Regions from separate parts of the Homo sapiens genome. Here region 1 is linked to region 2. A link is an interaction called in ENCODE POLR2A ChIA-PET data of the cell type or tissue named here. Cell type or tissue: MCF 10A. All regions are shown on one strand. Each heading gives the region's core, and the rest is flanking DNA. Links, peaks and the distances in the headings are about the cores only.

What was found. ChIA-PET counts read pairs that join two places held together with the same protein. Peaks named below come from ENCODE experiments on the same cell type or tissue, not always from the same donor. Only the 100,000 strongest peaks of a DNase experiment are listed, where the experiment ranks them.
Region 1: POLR2A ChIA-PET joins it to region 2 with 14 read pairs; 2 of 35 experiments call an interaction of 5 or more read pairs at or near these places.

Annotation. Positions count from the first base shown.
Region 1 is chr2:200,151,077-200,163,159 of GRCh38, forward strand. The region is part of intron 1 of LOC124906112 (a long non-coding RNA gene); the gene reads right to left. Among named protein-coding and RNA genes, the nearest start is that of SPATS2L, 150 kb to the right of the region's middle. RefSeq lists enhancers at 6,536-7,271, 7,272-8,006. In MCF 10A, for the core only: no CTCF peak of the experiment used is centred there; a DNase peak (open chromatin) is centred at 5,585.
Region 2 is chr2:200,294,700-200,306,782 of GRCh38, forward strand. SPATS2L (spermatogenesis associated serine rich 2 like) reads left to right here and starts at 11,994. Exons shown (of 13, transcript NM_001100423.2): 1 at 11,994-12,083. RefSeq lists enhancers at 7,706-8,905, 8,448-8,497, 11,369-11,468 and a silencer at 11,879-12,083. In MCF 10A, for the core only: no CTCF peak of the experiment used is centred there; DNase peaks (open chromatin) are centred at 6,122 and 8,362.

The sequences.
Region 1 (12,083 bases), core at 1,305-9,304, 140 kb before region 2:
CAGGCTTAGAGAGTAACCAGTTAAGATCAGGACAGGAGGATAAAGGGTTCCAAGAGCAGTATCTCTAAATAAGCTAATGGAGGTTTACAGTTCCTCATTAGGGAGTTTGGGAAGCACTTAGTGACAAATAGATCTAAAAGTCAAGGCAATTATTAACTCAGAGGAACCAGAAAGTTGAATAAGAAGATAAATCCTGCTTAATATGGATAGTTATAATTTATAGTAATGTAAATGCTGAATATTGATTTAAGATTGTGATATAATTTCATTGCTATGAAGATAAAGGGAACCAGATTATGTCTAGTAGTAGTATTAGTAGTAACCTCAAATTAGAAACAATCCAAGTATTCATCAACTGGTGAAAGAAAAAATAAAATGTGTTATATTCATAACAATGAATATTATTCATCAAAAAAGGCAACAAACTACTAATACATGCAACAACATGTATAACCTCTAAAAACATTATGTTAAGTGATAAAAGCCAGGCACAAGACTTCATATTGCATGATTTCATGTATATAAAATTTCCACAAAGGTAAATCTAGAAAGAGAAGGTAGAAAACTTGTTGCCTTGGCTGGAGATGGGGGTAGGGATTGACCACAAAGGGGCCTGAGGGAGCTTTCTCCGATGATGAAAATGTTCCAAAACTGGACTGTGGGTATGGTTGCACAACTCTATAAATTTACTAAAAACTTTTGAACTGCACATACATAATAGGTGAATTTTGTGGTATAAATTATACCTCAATAAAGCTGCTAAATAAAAACACCTCGAAATCATCATTTTACCCACCTTCCATGAATAATTTATCAGGAAATTTTGTTGGCTCTTCCTCGAATTCAAATTCCAATTTCGTCCATTTATCTACACCTCCACAGCCATCTCCCTAGACTGAGTCACTGTCATCTTTTGTCTTGTAATAACCTGTCGGGAGCAAGCCCCCCAAAATCTGGCCATAAACTGGCCCCAAAACTGGCCATAAACAAAATCTGTGCAGCACTGTAACATGTTTATAATGGCCCTAATGCCCAAACTGGAAGGTTGTGGATTTACAGGAATGAACGCAAGAAACACCTGGCCCATCCAGGGTGGAAAACTGCTTAAAGGCATTCTTCAGCCACAAACAATAGCATGAGCGATCTGTGCCTTAAAGGCCTGTTCCTGCTGCAGTTAACTACCCCAACCTATTCCTTTAATTCAGCCCATCCCTTCGTTTCCCATAAGGGATACTTTTAGTTAATTTAATATCTATAGAAACAATGCTAATGACTGGTTTGCTGTTAATAAATATGTGGGTAAATCTCTGTTCGGGGCTCTCAGCTCTGAAGGCTGTGAGACCCCTGATTTCCCACTTCACACCTCTATATTTGTGTGTGTGTGTCCTTAATTCCTCTAGCGCCACTGGGTTAGGGTCTCCCTGACCGAGCTGGTCCGGCATAACCTTCCAAATGATTGCTCTGCTTCCTGTGTCATCCCCATCTACTCCATGCTCCATAGACAACAAGAGAGAGCTTCTTAAAACACACACAGGCTGCCACACCCTGTGTAAAATGAATACTCATTGCACCGGAAAAACAACTCAATCTCTGTACCTGGACTTGTCATCAGGCTCTGTGCGTTTGTTTCTCACATCATTCCCTGATCCTCTGTCTCACTCTCGCCCTCTCTTCCTGACCTCCCAGCTCAGCTGGCCTCCTTTCTGTATCTCCAATGCCCCAAGCTCTTTCTCTCTTTACAGCTCCTTGCACACGTTCCTCTCTTCCTGCTGATCTTCCCTTTGCTCCGCATGGCTGGCTACTGCTCATTCTGCGATCAGCTTGCATCTGTCCTCCTCATGGAAACCTTTCCTGCCCACCTATCTGGGGTGGGTTACTCTTCCCATTGGCTATATCTCAACCCCATGCTTGCTTCCTCCTTGGTGGCCACTGCACTCACAATAATTGCATTTATGTTTTTGTTAACTTGTTTTGTGTCTATGTATCCCCCTTGCTAAAGACTTCATGGGGAAGAAGGGAGGGTAAGAGACTGTATCTGTCTAGGTAACTGTTATCCCCAGCACCCATCAGAGAGCATAGCACATCCTAGATCCTAGTGAATAAATGAACATTCAAGCGGTGTAGTACAGAGGATTACCACACTACATCCTAAGCTCTGTGACCTCAGGTTACCACTTAACTTCTCTAAATCTCCATTTCCTCATCTGTAAAACAGGAATACAACTGGCTACCTCCTAGTTTTGTTACGAGGGATAAATTACATAACATAGGTAAGAATATAGGTATGAAGAAGAGAGAAAACACAGTACCTGGCACCTTGAATGGGATACAATAAGTGCCATTAATATTAAAACTTCTACATAGCTGTCCTAGATAATTTTCAAACCATCTTTCTGTTTATTATTTATGATATCACTATGGAAAACAACTCTACCATTTCCACTTTTAATAATAAATTTAGGATGTGGAATGTATACTAAACTAGGTGAAGGTTCTTAAAGTCTGAATATTGTCAACCTTGCTAAATTAGCCTGTCTGAAAACGATAATTTCAGGTTAAAATGAAAAGCTATTCAATTGACATTCAACTGATCATAGGAAGAATTAAATGGAGTTAGCAAAAAATTCTTAATGAGTTTCATCAATATGATGTAGTGTTTTCCTTATCTTATTAATTGATGTAGCTTAGAAGTTGGGATGGTCTCACTTACGGAACATTTAAGCCTCCTGCAGGTGCACTGATAGGTCTGGGGCTAAGGATTCTCCGGTCCTGGGGTGAGGTACCACAGCCTGTAGGGCAGTAGTGCTCAAACTTAGCTTGTATCACAATCCCATGGGGAGCTTAAAAACTCAGATTTTTCCAGAGTTTCTGATTCTGAATGAATGTCTGGTGTAGGGTCTGAAGAATTCCATTTTTACGTTTCTAACAAATTTCTGGATGATGCTGGGATTACAGCCCCATGTGCTGCTGCTGGTCTGGGGCCACACTCTGAGAACACAGAAAAGCCTGGGGGTGAGCAGCAGTGAGCTGGTCCTCTGAGAGCTGCAGGGTCACCCCAGTTATAGTGTCCAGCCACAGAAACTCCTATAAGGTTCATTTATTCAACAAAAAATTTTTGAAGGTCCAACTCGGAAAACAGAACAGGGTAATTTAATTACGAGGAATCAGTGATACAGGTGATAGAGGGGCTGTAGCCAAACAGGATGGTGAGGCATCCCAGAAAATAGCAACAGGAAGAAATTAGCAATCCTAGAACTCCAGGACAGTAGGAGGAGGGAGTGTTGCTGGAATTCAGGAAAGGGGCCCTGGCGAAGCCAGAACCGCAGTGGGGCCTGTCTGATGGAACTGGAGCCACAGAGGAGATGCAGTCTCCACAAAGGATGCTGCCCTGGGCTGGCAGAAAATGAGAGAGAGAACCCCCTCATTTCTCTGTACCCACCTCAGACCCTTCCTACACACAAACACACACACACACACACACACACACACACACACACACACACAGAGCAGAGAATGGATTTGGGGGAAGACAGACAGGGCCTTCCCAGAGGGTCTACTAAATAGCTAGTGGTAGATGAGACAGACTAGCTTTGTGCCTTCGTTGAGCTTACAGTCTAATAGATTGACCAGGTGAAGCTTAACAGCCCTGTAAGACATTGGGTTCCCTGGGGGCCTTTGCTCTCTAGAGAAGTGATATGTGCCCCCCTCATTCCCCACACATTGGTATGTTGAAATCTAATCCAATGTGATGGTATTTGGAGGTAGGGCCTTTGGGAAGTGATTAGGCCATGAGGGTGGAACCCTCCTGAAAGGGATGAATGCCCTTATAAGAAGAGGCCAGGGAGCTAGTTCTCCTTCTTTCTGCCACATGGGGATACAAGATGTTGGCAGTCTGCAATCCAGAAGGCCTGCACCAGTGATCATGCTAGCACCCTGATCTTGGACTTCCACTTTCCAGAACTGCGAGAATTAAGTTTGTGTTGTTGATAAGCCATCCAGTCTATGGTATTTTGTTGTAGTAGCCCTAAAAAACTAAGACAAGAAGTATTTAAGTAAGCCGATCATGTCACTTCATAGATACACATATGAAAAGTAATCTGTGGAGGCAGCTGGGCTTCAAAATGATTGAAATTATACTTACAATACAGGACATTCTTGCTTGTCTGTTTAGGAGGAAAGTTATAGAAAGAAACATTTTTTTCTTTTGCCCAAATAATCATACTTGGCATGAAATTAATGTTTTGAAATGGAAAAGCTCCAAAAGTGGCAGTGGTTATCTTTTGAATTTATGAATATTGTTACTATCATGTAAGTTACATTAAAATTAATATGAGCCAAGGGTACATGTTGAGGAGAAAGGAATGGATCCCTCACTGAGCTTTTGTTGGGGACTACGGTTGTGCTGAGAAATGGAATTTTAGGTATGATGCATAATCAAGTGTGAACAGTGTAGCAGAGTGGGGCCTACAATAAAAACACGTGTCTGTCTTTACAGCTAGTGCTCTGCTCCACTCGACATCCTAGAATTAAGCACTTAAATCGGGTATCTTTAAGTTCTTGCCAGAAAAACCCCGAATTTCTCTTGTAAGGCTGATTTTTGGAAGGGAGAATGGGTGGGTGGCAGAATTAGAGAACTGTTCCTTTGAATGTTGTTCATATGGAATGCATTTGAATGAAATTGACATTTGGGGGAAAAGATTCTGAGGATATGAGATAACAGCAGAACTGTTTGCTGGCTATAGTCATATGGTAATGATATCAGCTTCGCCTGGGAGAAATGACAGCATAAAATCCAGCTGATATGCCAAGACAAAATGACATGAAATTGCATGTATTTGTCTAGACTATTATGGTAATAGCATTAGAGGGATAGGTTTCTGTTTCTTGGAAAGCAAATAATTTGAAGGCATACTTCATGCCCAGTATATCGTTGTAGCAATAAACAAGTGTCAGGAAACGTCTTTCTTCAGGATTAGATGTCACTGAGTAGCTTATTTAGGGTGATGGTATATTTTCCTCACAATTCTCAAATCTTAAGTGGACCATCTATACATCTTACTTTTGGGTCATCAACGGTGTTTATCTTTGTGGAAATAATGAAGTAGCTCCTATTAGTAAAAGAACACTATATTCTTCTGACAAAATTGAGTCAGTGCTAGTCTGCACGCACAGGTGTGCTTCACATGCTAAAATAAACGTGTTCCTGAAAGGTTACGTATAAATTGAGTCATTTTCCTATTGGCTTATATTATCTTGTCAAAGATGTTATGTCTTCCTTCCAGGTTGAACTTTAATTCACTTCTCACACTTTAACTTTCAGTTTCTCTTTACTCCTGAAATCTTTCCAAAGGGTTTTCATATTAATCTTGGTGATCTTAAAAACACAAAAATAGCCAGGAAACTTCACAACTTGGAGCATCCTTTTATTCAGACAAATATTGCTCTTTTTTTTTTTTTTGGATGGAGGGTGTTCCTATAAATAATAAACACATTTGGTTTTTATTGGAGAAAGTAAATTGAGTGAACGGGGAGTGAATGTGCCGTATTCTCTGTGCTGGCTGTGGCTGAGTCATTGGGGACTCCCATTGGATCCTAAGAGAACAAGATGATGTCACAGGCATTTCTCAATCACCATCACTTTGGAACAAGCTGCTACTTCAAGGTGCTAGGAAAAGGTCAATATTCTGATACTTTTAGTATTCTCCTTCTTGTCTTTCTGGTAAAATGATGAGGGACTACTATATGGTACACATATATGTAAAAAGTCTTAGAGTCACTGTTATCACATTTTGTATGATCAAGCACTGAAAGTGCTTATCTGAAACCAGATGTTCAGTTCTCAGTAGTCAAGAGTCACATTAATTTCTCTTTTCCCTCTTATGCCATTGTTTAGTAGTCTATCATGTAATAGACGTCAGATTGTGGTCATACAAATCTGTATTTGAATTTCATCTCTGACATCTACCAACCATATGACACATCTGTGCCTCAATTTTCTTCCTTTAAAATGGACTTATCAAGCACTATCTTGTATGGCTGTAGCAAAGATTAGTAATAATATATGTAAATTACATAGCACAATGCATGCATATAATTAATACTCAACAAATGACAGTTGTCATCATTGTCTTCTTCCTCATCATCATCGAAGTTATTTATTGATACCTCTTCATTACCACTAGATTTAGAGACCTATAAATTCAGGACTTAGCATAATGCCAGACATACTAGGCACCGAATAATTATTTATTAAAATAATTCATACATAAAATTTGGCATATGCACTATGCATCTGTGAACTCCAGATTCCTCAAGCCCTGCCAGCCTATGGATACAAAATAATCAAGATTTACTGACTTTTACACACCTGTTCATACAGCTCTCTAGTCTCCTAAAATATGCTTATTGAACATTTCTGTGTGTCTCCAGGGTTATCTCATATGTGCATAGAAAGAAGCTTCATTTTGCAGGGTTCCTCCTCCATTGTCATCAGCCAATGTACCAAAGCCCTGAAGGTACCAAGCTCCACAGCAGTTGATGCAGAGTGGTGTTGGGGTGCCTCTCTCCATTAAGTATTGTTTCCATTAGAAGGGCTCCTAGGTAGGTGGATCACGAGGTCAGGAGTTCAAGACCAGCCTGGCCAAGATGGTGAAACCCCATCTCTACTAAAAATACAAAACATTAGCTGGGCATGGTGGCATGCACCTGTAATCCCAGCTACTCCGAAGGCTGGGGAAGAGAACTGCTTAAACCTGGAGGGGCGGAGGTTGCAGTGAGCCAAGATCGTGCCACTGCCCTCCAGCCTGGGCGACAGAGTGAGACTCCATCTCAAAAAAAAAAAAAAAAAAAAAAAAAAAAGAAGGGCTCCAAAGTAGTGCTGCTTGGGAATCAATGTTACTGGCACCAGCATGAGGCACTGGGTGTACGCTCAGGAAGGAGTAGAGAGACAGCACCATGCCATATTCGAAATCAGCTCCCTTCTCTGGCTGAGGCTCTGTGCATCAGGTCTAGAGCCTGGTTTCTTCCTCTGTAGGATGAATTACTTTCAGGAAGCAGCTCAGCTCCTCTTGAAAATAGGTACTGCTCAGGACTGCCCTGGTGGCTCATGAGACATGCTAGGACACTTCTGAACTCCTGTAATTGGACACAATATTGGGTCAAGGCCCAAGTCCTGCTATGTAGCTAAATGCTGGTTTGAAAATCAACATAACACCTTACTCTGCAATGGTCACAACCCATACTTCCGGAAAAAAAAAAGTTCACTTATTGTTTTCTTTCAACATTACTAAAAGTGTCTTATGGGAACCTAAGGTTTCCTTTTAGGAAGCTATATGAGAGGACAGAGCACAGCACAACAAGAAATCCAAAACATGTCTATTCACACTGATCACAGGACTCAAGGAACTGCCAGACTGCTCTAGTTCTAGAGTTCCTTCTAGGAAAGTTTATAGACAAAGCAAAAATTGCTCCTATACAAGTCTGGCACCAGGAACCATAGGGTTAACCCTCTGTCACCTCATACTAGGAACCAGGTGGCAGTGGAACAGGCATGAATCAGGACTGGCCCCCTTTATCAATCAAGTATCAGCTAATTACTAGAGCTCTGCAGAATCCTAGAGAACCCAAAGCACTGGGGAGTATTTGCAGCTGCTTAAGGGAACAGGCCATGAAGACCAGTGCCCCAGTTCAGGCCATGCATTAAGAGGAAAATCTGGGCCAATGGCTAGACAGAGTGCCTGGGAGAGAACCAGCTTTGAGGAAGCACATTTACCAACAAACGACTGCTAAGCACTTTGCAGTTGTCAAGTTCCTAGGCACTGAATAATAATGAGAGGGGGCTTCAGAGGGTGATGACTAATGGCCCCTCTATTTCCTGCTGATGCTGGCAATTTTCTGTCATTTTGTTTTTATGTTAATTTATGCTCACAGGATTAGAATGTAGCATTATATGGTCATTTAATTTAATTGAAGTATGGAACTTCATGGGCCCATTTTTGCATTTCTCAGAGATTTTGGTGATTTTTTTCTTTAGCATTTAATCTTCCCCCCAGATCACCATTCCTAATGGCAATAATAATACATTGACACTTGCATCACACTTTTCCTTCTAGGAGCTCCAAGCATGTCATGGCCCATTACTCCCACAAGAGCTCTGCAAGGCAAATGCCAGGGAGGATTTTAAGCACTTTCTTAGCTTTAACATACATAAAAAGGTGCAGCCTTTATCATAGAGATAAGCTCTCAGCCATTTAAATTACTTTTGAATGCAATGAGAAGCTTTGCTTATGCATGAGGTTTCCACTGTGCTTTGTGATTTTCATACTGCAGAAATATGTGACCTTTAAGCCTGACAGCACTGCTCAGAGTACATGTAACTTATCAGGGAGTTTTCATTGATCACCCCACCTCCTTCTCATAAGGAATGTAGTGTTTGTGTCACACTGCCTGGAAAAACTGCCCAAGGGCAAGGGAAAGCACCAATTGAGACATGGAGGAGAGAATGCAGGGTTAGTGAACTCACCCTTTAAAAGCCACAACACTAGAATGTCCCTGGTGAATACAGATGGACCAAAGGAGCATCCTGAGGCCAAGTGGCTCTCTGGATCCATTCTTGCTCTTTCTGAAGAGCCTCACAAGCATCCACTTGAAGACACTGGCATTCAGCAGTCTTTCTTCCGAAGGCCAAAAGAATAAGAAAAAAGCCACAGCATATTTCTGCTGTAGAAGGAGCATATCACCAGCCTGACAGAGGAAGCCCTCCCCTGTTTCTGAAATAAGGGGCCATGGAAAGAGAAAAAATAGAGGGGTGTCACATTTGCATTTCCCTAAAGGACCAGAGAAGTAGCTGGGGCTTTTTTCTCTTATTAGAACATCAGGCAAACACCATCTGGCCCAGGTCTTCAGTGGATTGCAGGATTCTGTGCTGACAGCCTGCCTGTGTCTATTGTGGCAGGGGAGGAGGGACATGAGAGGTGGGGTCTGGAGCAATAGCGACAGTTCTGCCCACAGGTCCTGCCCACTGACTCATCGCATATTCTGTTTTACCCCAAATGGGTATACTGCAATCAGTTCTGGTACTAACCACGCAGAGTTAGTGTAGACCCCACAAGTTAGGGACTCAGTCCTCTACAAGATTGTCTCCATTTCAGATGGAGCCAGCCACAAGTGGAGTCCCCAGGCCACCCACACTTCTGACCAACCGGCTACAACTCCAGAGGAGTCTCATAACACTGCTTTGGCTCAACAACTCACTAAAATGACTCACAGAACTCAGGAAAGCACTGCACTTACAATTATGGTTTTGTTACTGGTGGTGAATCCACACGGGTCTGCAGCAACCTCAATTCTTGACTCCTCGGAAGAAATAATTCGACTGAGAGGCATGAGGCAGAGGAAGAGACCGAGGCAAGTTTTAGAGCAGGAGTGGACATTTATTAAAAAGCTTTAGCATAAGAATGAAAAGAAAGTAAAGTACACTTGGAAGAGTGCCAGTGGGGAAACTTGGAGGTCAAGTGTGAGCTTTGACCTTTCGGCTTGGGGTTTTACATGTTGGCATACCTCCAGGGTCTCGCATCCTTTCTCTACTGATTCTTCCCTTGGAGTGGGCTGTGTGCACACACAGTGGCCTGATAGCATTTGGGAAGTAAGCATGTGCAGTGTGTTTACCGGAGTTGTAAGCATGCTCACCTAAGGCATTCCCTTTTCTGGTGGAATGGCCCCAGAAGGTCATATACCAGTTAAACTCCGCCATTTTGAGCCCACTTGCCCAACTCCTGAGATCTTATTGGGAAGCTGATGATCAGTTTCAGGTGTTTCTATCTATTAGGAAACTGCCTTTCCCTGGTGCTGGTTGTGACCTATTATTATTTTAGAGAGACAGTTAACTGCCTGACCATCACCTGATGGTCACCTGACATTCCTGGATGGGGGGTCGGTGGAGGGCTCTCCTGCCCTGCTTATGTCTTCCCGACTAGCTACCTGTTACAACAGTTTTATTTAAAAATATATAAATCAGACTAGCCAAATTAAGAAACATATAGGGAGAGGTCTGGGAGGGTCCTAAACACGGAGCTTCTATGTCCGCTCCTCATGGAATCAGGATGTATCACTCTCCTGAGATATCAGTGTGTTCACCAATCATGGCCTGGAGCACAGTGACTCAAGCCTGTAGTCCTAGCTATGTGGGAGGCTGAGGTGGGAGGATGCCTTGAGCCCAAGAGTTTGAGGCTGCAGTGAGCTATGAAGGCACCATTTCATTCTAGCCTGAGCAACAGTGAGACCTCGTCTCAAAAATAAAATAAAATAAAATAAAATAAAATAAAATGAAAATGTATTCACCAATCAGGAAGCTCCGCTGAGCTTCAGTGTCCAGAGTTGTTTTTTTAATTGGTATAGCATTACACAGGCATGAGTGATTAAATCACTGGCCAAGGATGTAACTCAATCTCTGGCTCTCCTTTTCTCAGAGGTTGAACTGGCTCAATGTTCCAACCCTCTCATCACATGGCTGGCTGGTCTTTCCAATGACTAGTCCCCATCCTGAAGCTACCTAGGGGCTCACTTTGAGTCATCTCATTAGCATAAACTCAGGTGGGATCCAGGGGATTCATGAATAACAAAGACTGTTCTACCACTTGGCAAATTCCAAGGGTTTTAGAAGCTCTGTGCCAGGAACCTGGGACGAAGACCGGACACGTTCTTCCTTACACAATAAGAGGCTCCTGAATCATGAAACAGCAGATATTCCCACAATGGAGGTTCACAGAGCCCCAAGGAAGAGAATGTAGAGAATGAATACTTGAAAGTAGAGTGTTAGAGACCATTAACGGTTAGGGGCCAGGAGAAGAGAGACATTTGGCTTACTTACTAAAATACTCACATTTGACCATTTCTTAGTTCTAGCACCTTTGAGACTGGGTTGTCTGTATCAGTTAGGTATTGACGGGTAGCCTTCTTTAATTATTTCAACACTGACAAACCAACAGTAGGGCCTATATGCTCACCGTTTTTATTATACTTAGTTTGCAGTTTTTCTCCGTTGTGCTAAATCCACAGAAATATTATATGTCCAGCCAGAATTCTGGTACATACTTGTGTTGGCAATTCTCTTTGCAATCCTTTTAAAATCCTTCGCTAAGGTTTTCATAATCAAGTGATACAAATGCAATCAAGCATATGATGTACCACAACATAGGATGTACTAAGTTATGACTACATAGATTTGAAATATCTATAAGGCACATGAAATGGGCATGACTTTTCATCACAATTGGGCTTGCAAGAGCTGTCATATTATTTTATTTTATTTAAATCTGACTTAGAAACCCCATCCACTGACCCCATTGTAGAGAATTTAATTCTTGCTTATTATCAGACCTTTTTCTTCACTCCCCACCCTCAGAGTCATTACAACAAAATATCTGTGAGGCCATCCCCATATCTGCCCCATACTAGCAACTACTAATAAATTCACTGTCAGAGACCACATGAGTCCTTAAATCCAGGGGCTTTATTAAGGAAATACAAATTAAAACCACTAAGAGATAACACTACACGCCTATTACAATGGCAATAATAGGAAATTACTGAGATACCAAGTACAGTTGAGGCTGCAGAACAACTGGAACCCTCATACGTTGCTGATGGAAACGTAAAATGGTGCAGCAGCTCTGGAAAAGTGTGGCAATTTTTTATAAACTTAAACAGGAGGGCATATGACCAGAAATTCTAATCCTGGATAATTACCATGAAATAAAATCTTATGTTCACACCAAAATCTGTGGATGAATGTTTATAGCAACTTTATGTGTGCTCATCAAAAGCTGGAAACAACCCAAATGCCCTTCAAAGGGGGAGGGGATAAACAGACTGTGGTGCATCCATACTATGGAATACTACTCAGCCATAAAAAGAAATAGCTAGCGATGCACACAACATGGATGAATCTCAAAGACATGCTAAGTGAGAGGAGTCAGTCTCAAAAGGATACACACTGTATTATTCCATTTATTTGATATTCTCTGTAAGACAGAACTATAGTGATGGAAAACGAATCAATGGTTTCTAGGGGTTACGGGTGGGGG
Region 2 (12,083 bases), core at 1,783-9,782:
ACACTAAAATATCTCTGAAATATTTGCTCCTTTATGTCCATGGCTGCAGATGCAGTTCATTCGCTCTTTGATATAATGACCTACCTGGTCCCCTCCCCTGAGATGGCCCTTACAGCCATCTTACACCTGCTCACAGCTGCAGGCATTTGGCTGCTTTCTGTAGGCCATGGCTGTTCTGCCTGTGGCTTATTGGGAAAAGAGAATGCTGGTGGAAGCGTTTTGGATTTGGATTTGAGTAGCTCTCTCTTTCAGTGAACTAGGCTTTGAGGAGTGTTGCTAGTGTGGTTTTCATCTTATGTTCTGGTCCTAGCAACTAGGCTTCTTTCTTTCTCCCTGCCTTGTACTAGAATTCTTGAAACATAATCCCCTTCTCTGCTTCCTATTCCTCAGTGCCTGATTTGTTACCTGGCTACATCAGACAGGAATTCCAATTGGCTGCTTGTAACCAAAGTAGGAAATAACAGTGGTTTAAATAAAAGTTTTTCTGTCACATAAAAAGCATCCAAAGTAGATAGTCCCAGACTGTTCAATGGCTCCTCAGTAGTCAGAGACCAAGATGGGTTCTTACTGGAACACCAGCCTTAGCACTGGTTTCTATTTTCTCCCTCCCTTCCTTCCTTCCTTCCTTCCTTCCTCCCTTCCTCCCATTCTTTCCTTTCTTTCTCTCCCTCCCTCTTTCTTTCTTTCTCTCTTGTCAGGGTCTCGCTCTGTCACCCAGGCTGGAGTGTAGTGCTGCAATCACAGCTCATTATAGCCTCGAAGTCCTGCAAGCAATCCTCTTGCCTCAGCCTCCTGAGTGGCTAGGACCAGAGGTGCACACCACCATACCCAACTAATTAATTTAACTTTTTGTAACCTGGCCTCAAGTGATCCTCCTGCCTCAGTCTCCCAAAGCACTGGGATTACAGGTGTAAGCCACCACTCCTGGCCTTTGTTTTCATTTTCAAGCTTGCCTCCTGGCCCAAATTGTCTGTTGAAGCTCCAGCCATCAGGGTTGTCTTCCAAGGAAAAAACTGGAGAAAGGGGGAAAGCAGGCAAAAGGCATAAAGCAGTCATTTGTCCTCTTTTTACAGAACGTTCCAGAGATTTCCATCTAGAAACTTACACTTGTATTTCATTGGCTAAAAATTAGTCATATGGCCAAACTTTGCTGTGCTAACAGAATGAAACCAGGGTTCTAAGTAAAAAGGAAACAGTAGATTTTGGGTGGGGAACTAGCAGCCTCTAACAGAATTATTCAGCTTAGAAACTTGCCATTTTCATTATATCCTCCTTCTTTCCCTGAACCAGTGTCCTGTCTTATCTCTCTGACTTGATATCTCCTGATAGATTTCTCTACATCTGCCTGCCTGCTGACCACTCACCTGGGCCTCCAAACACAGTCTGCTTCAAATGTTTCTATTGCTATGTTTATCGACATAATTGTTCAATTGCTTGATTTCTCCTTATTGACCTTCCAGGCTGTTGACACCAGGCTCAGATTACTTTGTCTATTAATTCCTGGTAAACAGTACTTTCTAGTACTGCCAAAGATGCTTACAGTTCCCCTGGGGAGGGGGAGATAAGCATATTACACAAGAGGTAAGTGTGGAAAAGGGGCCAGGACAATTAGTCATTAGTTCATCTGGTTGAAACACATCTACTCCTGGGCAAGAGCTCCTTACCCTGCTTGAACTGCAGCATCTTCCTCTCTTCTCCTCCCTTGTCTATTCAGTCATGATTTCTAGAATACGCCCTGTACTTAAGATTTTCATTCTCAACTTGATAACTGGATTGCAACCTTCATACATTTCTCCTCTTGGTAGACTTCTTGCCTCAGAATCATTTTCTGACTGTAAGTCTTCAGTCTTCAAAGTCCTCTTGAAATTATGTTTTCTTGACTTTCTCCTTCACTTGGTCTATCAGACACCTATTTTCATTAGTAGCATTTCCAGGCTTTACCCTGAGACTGACGATAAACAAGTTTGTTTACTTCTAGTGGTTCGTTAGAGCAGGCTTGTATTGGCTTGGGAGAGCTGTTTGTTAAAAACAAAATAATTATAAAAATATAACTTGTTAAAGTGTTGGTAGCTTGAAATTAGCCATGGTGGGAGTATGTACCACATGGAAATTGGCAAACACTATTAATCAGGGCTTTCTTTTTTCCCGAAAGGGTGTCTACCAGCACGCCATTGCTTGTTTCACCCCGTCATTACCCCCTGAATGCGCGCGCACGCACACACACACACACACACCCACACGACACTTCTCATCCCAGATCCTTATCTCTTCAGCCTACCTTAGCCTCCAGCTTACAGATAACCCTTCCACACTCAGCTATAGCCAGTGATTCAACATTTCATAATGGAATATATATTTTGAAAATACATCCTGGACCCTAAAGACTTTTCCAAGACTGCTGACCACGCTATTTGAGAACTGCTAATGTAGTCCATCTGTCTGCCTTCAGAACACATGTAATCATATGGAGGAATCATTTGCTGGGGAAAAACCTACATCCTGGTATTTCAGTAGAAGGAATTTATTGATCAACATCAGAGATGACTCATCACAGAATATTAACTTCTGTGAAGTTAATATTGGGTGAAAGATGACCAATTAATGATTACAGGTATTTCAGAAAGCCTGGTGCAAGCTGTGCAATAATCAAGCTGCATGAGCCAACCAAAACGTCAAGATGCTTTGCCTTTGACAGGAATTGTATCAATTCACATCATGCCATTACCTCTTATTGATCAGGACCTCCGTTCCACGTGTCTTCGATTAATAACAATGAAAAATGAATTAATTATTACTTATAATTACAGTATTTTAGTAAACAAAATCATTCAACTCATGGAAGAAAAATAATAAAAAAGATTATGAAAGCCTGGGAACCACTAGACTATGCCAATTTTTGATTACATTAAGAAGCTAATATTTCTTTGTTTAAAAACATGTAGCGGTTGCTAATATTATAGACTAGAGCACATGCTGTGGAGGCAGACTAATTGGGTCGTATTAGAACTTTGCCACTTAGCCCTGTGATTTGGGGCAAATTGCTTAATCTCTCTGTGCCTTAGTTTTCTCATCTGTAAAGTGGAAATAAAAGCATCTATCTCACACGATGACTGTGAAATTAAAATGAAAAAACACATTAAATGCTCAGAACGGTGGTTAGCATGTAGTAAATAATTAATGAACATTTGCTCTCATCTTCATCCTTGATATTATTTTTGAAGCAGTTTTATTGTACCAGGAACTGTGCTATAGGCTGTACATGCAATCTCCTCTAACCTTATCATTAAGCCCATTTTATGAGTAAGGAAACTGACCCTCAATAGAAATGATGTAACTTTTCCACGGTCTTGGGCTAGTAAGTGTGAAAGAGGTTGGCTCAATATCTTTTAGGAGATTTCATTTAAATGGTAGAAAGATGTAAAACCACAGCTTGCATTGGAATTCAAGCCATCCTGATATTTAATATTCTACTGGGAAATTCTTACCTCATAGTCAACTGAACCCGTGCATGTGGTAGCATAAACTATTCTCGTTCTGTCTTCAGCGGAGACAGAAGAGCTCACTCATAAACATCCCTGTGTTTTCGCTTGAACTGTTATTAAGTTGCCCTCCTGACTTGTCTTCTGCAGGTTTTACAAACACACAGCTCCCATAGGCCTTCCCCATGAATCCTATTTGTTAGCCACAGAATAATCTCCACAAAAGTATTTTCACTTTCTCTAACAGTAATTTTTAACTTAGACTTTAAATCTAAAGTTCATTACTAGCGTAAGTAGAGCACAATATCCTTTGGCTGAACTGGCTTCATTTATGAAGAAGCTGAATATAAAGATCCTTTCTGTCTTGGACTTTCTTATTCCACCTTCTTATTTAAAAGCTGCTGCCTACAATGCACCACAATGTATATAATAAGTATTTTAATAAGTATTTTTTTAAGTTTCAAGTTGCATGTCATTTTGTGTCACAGGGGTGAGTCTAGACTCACATTTAGTTGTGCAATCAGGAAGACAAATGACAGTGGGAATATTTTTAAAAAACACCTATTATATCACTATCCATTCATTCACTTTTTCTGGGCCAGTCACTGTGCTAGACACCAGGACCAAAGAACACAGTCCCTGCTCAGGGAGCGCATAAGTCCCACAAAGGAGGCCAATATACAGTTACCTAGTTATTGTGATAGAGCAATGCACAGGAATCAATAGGAACATGCGGAAAGGAGCAGCGAAGAGACCCTGGAATGTAGAGGTAATATAGTCTGATCAAGAATGCTAGGGAGCCAGTCAGAAGCCCTGGCTCTAATCCCACTTTTACAATTAATTATTATGCCATCTGTTAATGGCTGAATTGTGCCATCCCAAAAAAGATCTGTTGGAGTTCTAACCCCTAGTACTTCAGAATGACCTTATTTGGAGATAGGGTCTTTAAAATGAGGTCCTTGGGGTGGGCCCTAATTCAATATAACTGATGTCCTATGAAAAGGGGGAAATTTGGACATAGAGACAGACATATGTAGAGGGAAGATGATGTGAACAGACACAGGGAGAACATGGGCATCTGTAAGCTATGAGAGACCTTTCCTTCACAGTTCTCAGAACAAACCAACCCTGCCCGTATTTTCAGCCTCCAGAACTGTGAGACAACTTTCAGCCTCCAGAACTGTAAGACAATATATTCCTATTGTTTAAGCCACTCAGTTTGTGGGTTTTTATTACAACATCCCTAGCAAACTAATATGCCATCTCAGTGTCACAAGCATATCCCAAGCTTCAGATACCACACTAGGCAAGGCCAGTCCCACATTTGGGAAAATTTGGGCAAAAGCACTCAGAGCACGACTAACCAGAAACATGCCTGCATCTGCCTGCAGCTTGTTCTTATGCTGTGACCCAGATGAATTCAAAGGTTTCTCTTTAAATACTGAATTTGAGTCTATGACAAGACCCATTAAACCTCCCCAGTGTGACATCCAGAAACAACACCAGTAGTCCTTTGCTTATAAGGTAAATAATATATACTATTGTAGATAATTTTAGAGTACAAGCTAAATTCAATAAAAATAAACTTTGTGTTAAATAACAGATCAACATGACATTACTTAAAACAAATGGTTAATAAACATGCAAGATTTTCTATCTCACTGGTAATCAGATTTGAGAAAAAAACTGCTCTTGGCAAACGGAAGATGCTAATACAGTTCACCATTGAACACTGTGAGGGTTAGAAGTGTTGACCCCCATGCAGTCAAAAATCTGAGTATAACTTTTGACTCCGAAAAACTTAACTATTAATAGCCTACTATTAACTGTAGGGCTTACTAATAACGTAAACAGTAGATTAGTTGGTTATATGTATTATATACTGTATTTTTACAATAAAGGCAGAGAAAAAATGTTATTAAAAATTATTATAAGAGAAAAAATATTTTTTATTCACTAAGTGGAAGTGGATCACCATAAAGGTCTTCATCCTTACTGTCTTCATATTGAGTTGATTGAGGAGGAGGAGGAAGAGGAGGGCTGGTCTTGCTGTCAGGGGTGACAGAGGCAGAATAGGTGGAGGAAGTGAAAGAAGAGGCAGAAGAGGCAGGCACATTAGATGTAAATGTTATTGAAAAAAATCCACATGTAAGTGGACCCGCACAGTTCAAATCCATGTTGCTCAAGGATCATCTGTACACATCAGAGAACAAATGCATGCATCCTGAATGAGTGATAGCCTGTTCACTTAGAATACACAACTGGTTCCATTTGTCTTTCTGTTGGCACAATCTGAACCTAAAATTATCTTCCTAGAATACACAGTGACATGAAACCTGTAAAACAAACAAACAAAGAAAAAACCCCTCTATTAGGTACATGTTCATTTCAGGCAACTCTTCTGAGGACAGAAGGTTTGAACATAAAAAATGCCTGAAACAATGAAAAGATAACCTAATATTTAGCTCCTGTATAGACTGAAAAAGTTCAGCCAAAGTGCATTGTTTGGGTTTCTTCTTTCCAACATGTTTTACCCTCAGGCCAGCAAGGTTATACTTTCTCTTCTCACCCCAAGTCTTCATCTTTTCTGGAAAATTTCCAAGCTGAGCCCTGGTCTCAGGTCATAACAACTTGATCTGCTGCACCAGAACACCAAGGGAGTGAGTCATCCCTTTGGATTTGCCTCGGCAGGTCTTCAACAAGTCTTTGTTTCTCTGCCTATCCATCCCTCAACTGCTTGACATTGGCCAGTGTCCATGATGGGTTTTTCTTCTAGTTTCTGTTGCCTTCCATCTTTTTACTTTTTAAAAAATTATAATGATAAAGAAGCGCACAAAGTTAAAAGGGCAGGTTTCACCCCTTTCACCATCACCCTAAGGGTCAAAGGGTTACCAGGGTCAACAGTGTGAGTATCCTTCGAGAGACAGGAATTTCCATCCTCCCCGCCCTGCCCCCTTGCTGTTTAGAGCTCATACTGTACACAGTGTTCTGACTTGCTCTTATCACTCAAAAATATATCATGGACACTCTTCCATGTCAACACATACATAGCTCCCTCATTTTTAAACAGCTATTTATTTTTCTACAGTGTAGATGTGCCCAAATAGAGAAGTAGATGAACCATTCCTCTATTTATAAACGTGGAATGTGGTCCAAATTTTTTTGGCCCTTACAAATAATATTACAATCGGCATATCTGTAAATATATTTTGGCACACTTAATATTTCTGTAGATGAGATCACTTGTAGTGGAAAAGTGTGATTAAAGGATACATGCATTTTTAATATCTATAGGTTCTGCAAATTACTTTCCAAAAATGTTTATTAATTCACACTCCAGTCAGCTAAGTATGAAAGTTCCTATTTCTTATAGATGCAAACACCTGATAGTAAAACATATTTTTGCCAATCTGACAAATAACAGATGCTATCTTGTTTTTATTTATGCTATGATCATTGATGAAGTTGGGTATGTTTTCATATGCTTATTAGCACATAGTCCTTCTTTTGAGAATTGTCTATTTTCTTTGTCCATTTTCTTACCCTTTTGCTGCTTCTCGTTTCATACTGATTTCAAGAAGTTGTCTATATTACCCATATTAACCCTTTCCTGTTGTGTATACATGTTGCATGTATTTTCTCCCCTTAGGTAACATTGTTTATGGTACCCTTCACTTGATAGAAATGTTAAATTTTTATAGTCTTCTCTGTTTAATTTTTTTCTGTTATAGCTTGTGAAATTTTTTCATGATATTTCTAATTAGTATTATAAAGCTCTTATAAGGAGCCCTTATAGCTCCTACCTACAGTACTTACTAAGAAGCAGCCTTCGATTATAAATATTATAAATATTGTAAAAGTCTCCTATATTTTCTTTTAGTCTTTTATAGTTTTTTATGTTTAGATTATTAATCCATCTGGAATTTTTTCTGGAATATGAGCTAAGACAGTGTATTAGTCATGCTTCATTCAACAGAAGGATTTTTTTTTTACTCAGATAACAATTGTGGGTGTTCAGATAACAACTGTGGGTGTTCAACAAGCAGACACAGGTATATTAAATGTTTATATTAAATGTTTTAATATCAGGTGTTTGTGAGTGTCTATAAGAAATAGTGACAGGGTGACTCAGAGACCCAGGCTCCTTCCATCCTAGCTCTACCCTCCTCTTGATAAGGGGTCAGCAAATTACAACCCATAGGCCACATGCAGCCCACTGCCTGTTTTTGTAAATAAAGTATTATTGGAACATAGCCATACTTATTTGTTTACATAGTGCCTATGGCTGCTTTCCATAAAACAGCAGAGTTGAGCAGTTTTGATAGAGACTATATGATCCACAAAGCCTAAAATATTTACTATTTGGCCCTTTATAGAAAAAGTTTCCTGACTTCTGCTTTGAAGTCTCAGGGTCCTTAGTTTCCACATGGCAGATGGGGAAGAGAGATCATGTGGGAGGCTTTCCACGGATGAGGCCTGGAAGGGGAGTACAACACTTTCGCCTACATTCCATTGGCCAGAATTCAGTCCCTGGCTTCACCTAACAATTTGGGAGGCTAGGAAATGTGAATTTATTGTGCACTGAGGAGGAAAGGGAATAATTAGCCATATTCTGCCAAGGTGTTCCCTGCAATTATCTGTTTCTTTCTTCCTTCCTATTTTTAAACAGAATAGGCTAGATTACGGTGCAGAAACAACCAACCATCAAATCTCAGTTGCTTAGAACAAAAAAGGCTTATTTCTTGATCATACTACATGTCCACTAATGCTCAGCAGGGATGGCATTGCTCATTGTTGTCATTCACTCCAGTCTGATGAAGCAGTCACCACCACGCACCTTGATGTTGCAGCACTAGGAAGAAAAGAATGCGGTGACTGATGTCCCAACTCTTAACTTCTGACTCAAAGTTATACTCATCACTTCCGGCCACCTTTCATTGGCTGAAGCAACTCGCAGGGCTATACTATACTTTAGTCAGGTGGGGAAGTACAATCTTATCATGTGCTTCAAAGGCAGCAGAGCTGGAATATTTGTGAACAGCCCTACTGGATTGCACATTAACAAACACAGAACACATATTCATCCCCTTCCTATGGGAGATAACCCAGATTCCATTCATTCACTGCACACAAAGTCCAAGATCCTAGATGGTAGATGCCCTCCCCAATAAGTTTGAATATTGCCTAGTGATCTGGAGTCTAGCAACTAAAATTCCTCTCTGTCCCCACTACTTATTCAGATATCAAAATCCTAACAGAGTCACAACTGATCATGGCCTGAAACAGGTTTCCAGAATCTGAGCTATATCCACAAATGTGAGCCCTGCTCTGAACGATCATGCCTAGAGAATCAGGAGCCTGGTACAATCTAGGGGTGGCAAGCGGGAAATACGGCATTTTGCAAAAATCAATACTGCAAGAAAAGAGTCATCTTTATTGAAGGACATGGCATTGTTTCTCCAGGCTTACAATTAAGCACCCTGAATAAAGAGTGTAGGTGACAATGTGGAGGAAAGCAGTACGCACAGATTAAAAATACCTACACGTAAATGTTAAAAAATATAAACGAACATACTTTGTTCATCCCTCAGAAAACATCTGCTCTTATGGTTCTTGTTTTGTTTGCTTAAGAAAAGATCTTCACATTTCTATTTAGTTTAGAAAATAGTAAAATGCAATTCAATCTCTGAATTGTAATCACAGAGAATCATTTTGAACAATACTGTCAAACTAGCATTACACAGATCAAGATTTCAAACAATGTAATTTTTCAAATAAACTTTGACCATCTGGTGAAAACATCAACATATATCTTATTCATATTTTGTTTCTTCAGACTTTTCTATCTCCCTATAATAATAGGAATATAATGCATATTTTAAAAATCATTTATGCCTAATTCAGAAAAATAATGCTTTGTTAGTTATATGATGTGCAAGAAGCTTTTACATGTTTCAATAAGCATATTAAATCCTCTCTAACAGAAACAGAAGTTTTCATTATTTCCAGAAGAAATTAATTTGAACAGCAAAAGGTTCAAGTTTGATTTGAAATTCACTGTCTCTAAAACTTTTAAAACTCTGATTTTTTTGGGGGGGTGCTGGGCCCCTTAGCTAACTCTTGAAATATACAATTGTTTTCTTCGAAGTTATTCTATACTTGTCTTTTCACGCGCTAGGCCTCCACTCACAGTAGAGAATTAGTTTTAGCCTAGTCTGTGGTACAGTGGCTACTCCTACCTGCCTAGTCTCTATTTTTTCATTGATTCACTGCTTTAACATCTTTGCTCTCAACACATACAGCATTTATTCTTATAGCTCCTACCTACAGTACTTACTAAAAGAAGCAGCCTTCGATTAGAAAGGCGGTATATGGTCTTCTTAAAACCCTTTCTTCCCTCTGGTCATATTCTGTTCTTGAAGGCATTTTTTTCTGTCGGACTTCACTAAGCAAGTTAGATTTGGAGTCATGGGAAGATTATGAAGTGGTGGAAGAAAAGAATGAAGACTGAGTTCAATGTTATTTCCAAAGCCCTTCCTAGGAAAAGTGTTGTTTATTATTCATTTTGGAATTCTAATTATGGAGGAAACCTCCCAAAAACATAAATAAATTATTTAGCCAGAGGACCTAAGAAGTGCATCAAATTTCAAGTCAAATGGCTACAAGTTACTTATTACACCTAAATTTAATAAGCAATAGGATGTTTGTTCTTTATGTGTGGTATGGCTTCTAGAAGCAAGCTTTCCTCTCTGTAGCACAGGCAGGGTCCAACGGTCTAGGTTCAAATTCTTCCTTTACCACTTACTAGCTAAAAACTTAGGCAACTTATTTCACCTCTCTGTGCCTCAGTTTCTTTCTTTCTTTTCTTTTAAAGGCTCTGGCTCTGTTGCCCACACTAGAGCGCAGGGGTGTGATCCTGGCTCACTGCAACCTTAGCCTACCTGGTTCAGGTAATCCTCCCACCTCAGCCTCCTGAGTAGCTGGGACTACAGGCGTGCACCACCATGCCCGGCCAATTATTATTATTAGTTTTTTTGTTTTGGAGGGATGGAGTTTCACTATGTTGCCCAGGCTGGTCTTGATCTCCAGGGCTCAAGAGATTTGCCCACCTCGGTCTCCGAAAGTGTTGGGATTACAGGTGTGAGCCACTGGGCCCAGCCCTCAGTTTATCTGTAAAACAGGACAAAAGTAGTACCTACCTGATGGGGTTCTTCCAAGGATTAAATGAGCTAGTACTTATAAAGCACTTGCTAATGTCTGTTAAATAAATTATATTATCCACACACCAATCCAAGGCGACTATAAGGTAGCAAGAACCACTCCAAGTCACATAAGAAAATGAATTCCTTTCGTTTTAGCTCCTCTCTTTATTTCAGCAGTGCGTTGTCAACAGGGCCACATTATGTTAGCAGATTTGAACTTTATCCGAAAGGTGTTTGTATTTTATTTCAAATTATGAATTCCTGAACATCGGATTATGTACGATTCTGCAGTGCCCTCGGAGGCCCATTAGAGTCTGGAGCTCGAGAAGCATAACAAACTCTGGTCTGATATTTGTAAGGAGCTTGACAGCCAAGGAGCCACTCAGAAACAGTTATTGGTATTGCCAAAAAAAAAAAAAAAAAAGGAAGCTAAGAAGTCACCCTTCTAAATAAATAAATAAATAAATAAATAAATAAAAACCTGAATTGGAGAGCTGCCTGCATTTCACTCTACTGCCTCTGGAAGAAGAGTGTTATCTAAAGTGCTTCCATCATGAATAATGATTGAGAAACTGCTTTTACTCTCCCGACTACTGTACTCCCAGGCAGAAACCCACGGCTGAAGCCCACGATGCCCATGTGTAACTTGGTTATTACACACACGTTTGGAGCCCAGTGTGCAGACCCGCAGCGCAGAGGAGGCGGCGGAACACCCCGGGTTGGTCGGGTTTCCAAGGGCTGACCCGAGCTCCAGCACTTTTTCCGCGCCTGATTTTTCAGGTCATTTTCGAATGGGCTATCTTTGCTTACATTTTGAGCTTGGATCCTCTCCAGAAAGCATTACTACCTTCTAAAAGGAAAAACATCTCGTATTTGCAGACAGTGCTGAGGGAGCAAAGTTCATTTTCTCGGGTAGGAGAAGATGATTCTCTTGCAACACGTGCGGATTGTGACAAAATCTTTCATTAACAAGGGGAGTTTCGGTGAAGTGGAGGTTTGGGGAAAGGCGAGGAAGTCGGTCTGGAGCAAGCAAGCAAAGTGCGGAAGCTGTACTGGGATTCTTCTAGAAAGTGGGGTGGGAAAGGAGCTAGGGAGGGCGTGTGGAGGGACGAGATCTGTGTCAGAACGTGCGTGTGAGCGGATACAAAACCCGAGAGAGGCGTGAGCAGCGCTGTGTTTGCGAGCGGGAGCGAGGGGCGCCGGCTGGGGTGTGTGCTCCTGGTGAGTGACACCGAGGGGAAGGCGGGCGGGTCGGCGGGCGGGGGCAGCCTGCGAGGGGCGGGAGTGTCCCTGCGTGGGGCGGCCGAGCCGGAGTTGTGTCAGTGAAGGAATCCAGTCCGGGGGCCGAGCTGGCTGCGCCCTCCGCTGCAAGCGCCGGCAGCGCGGGGCGAGCTCCGGACGG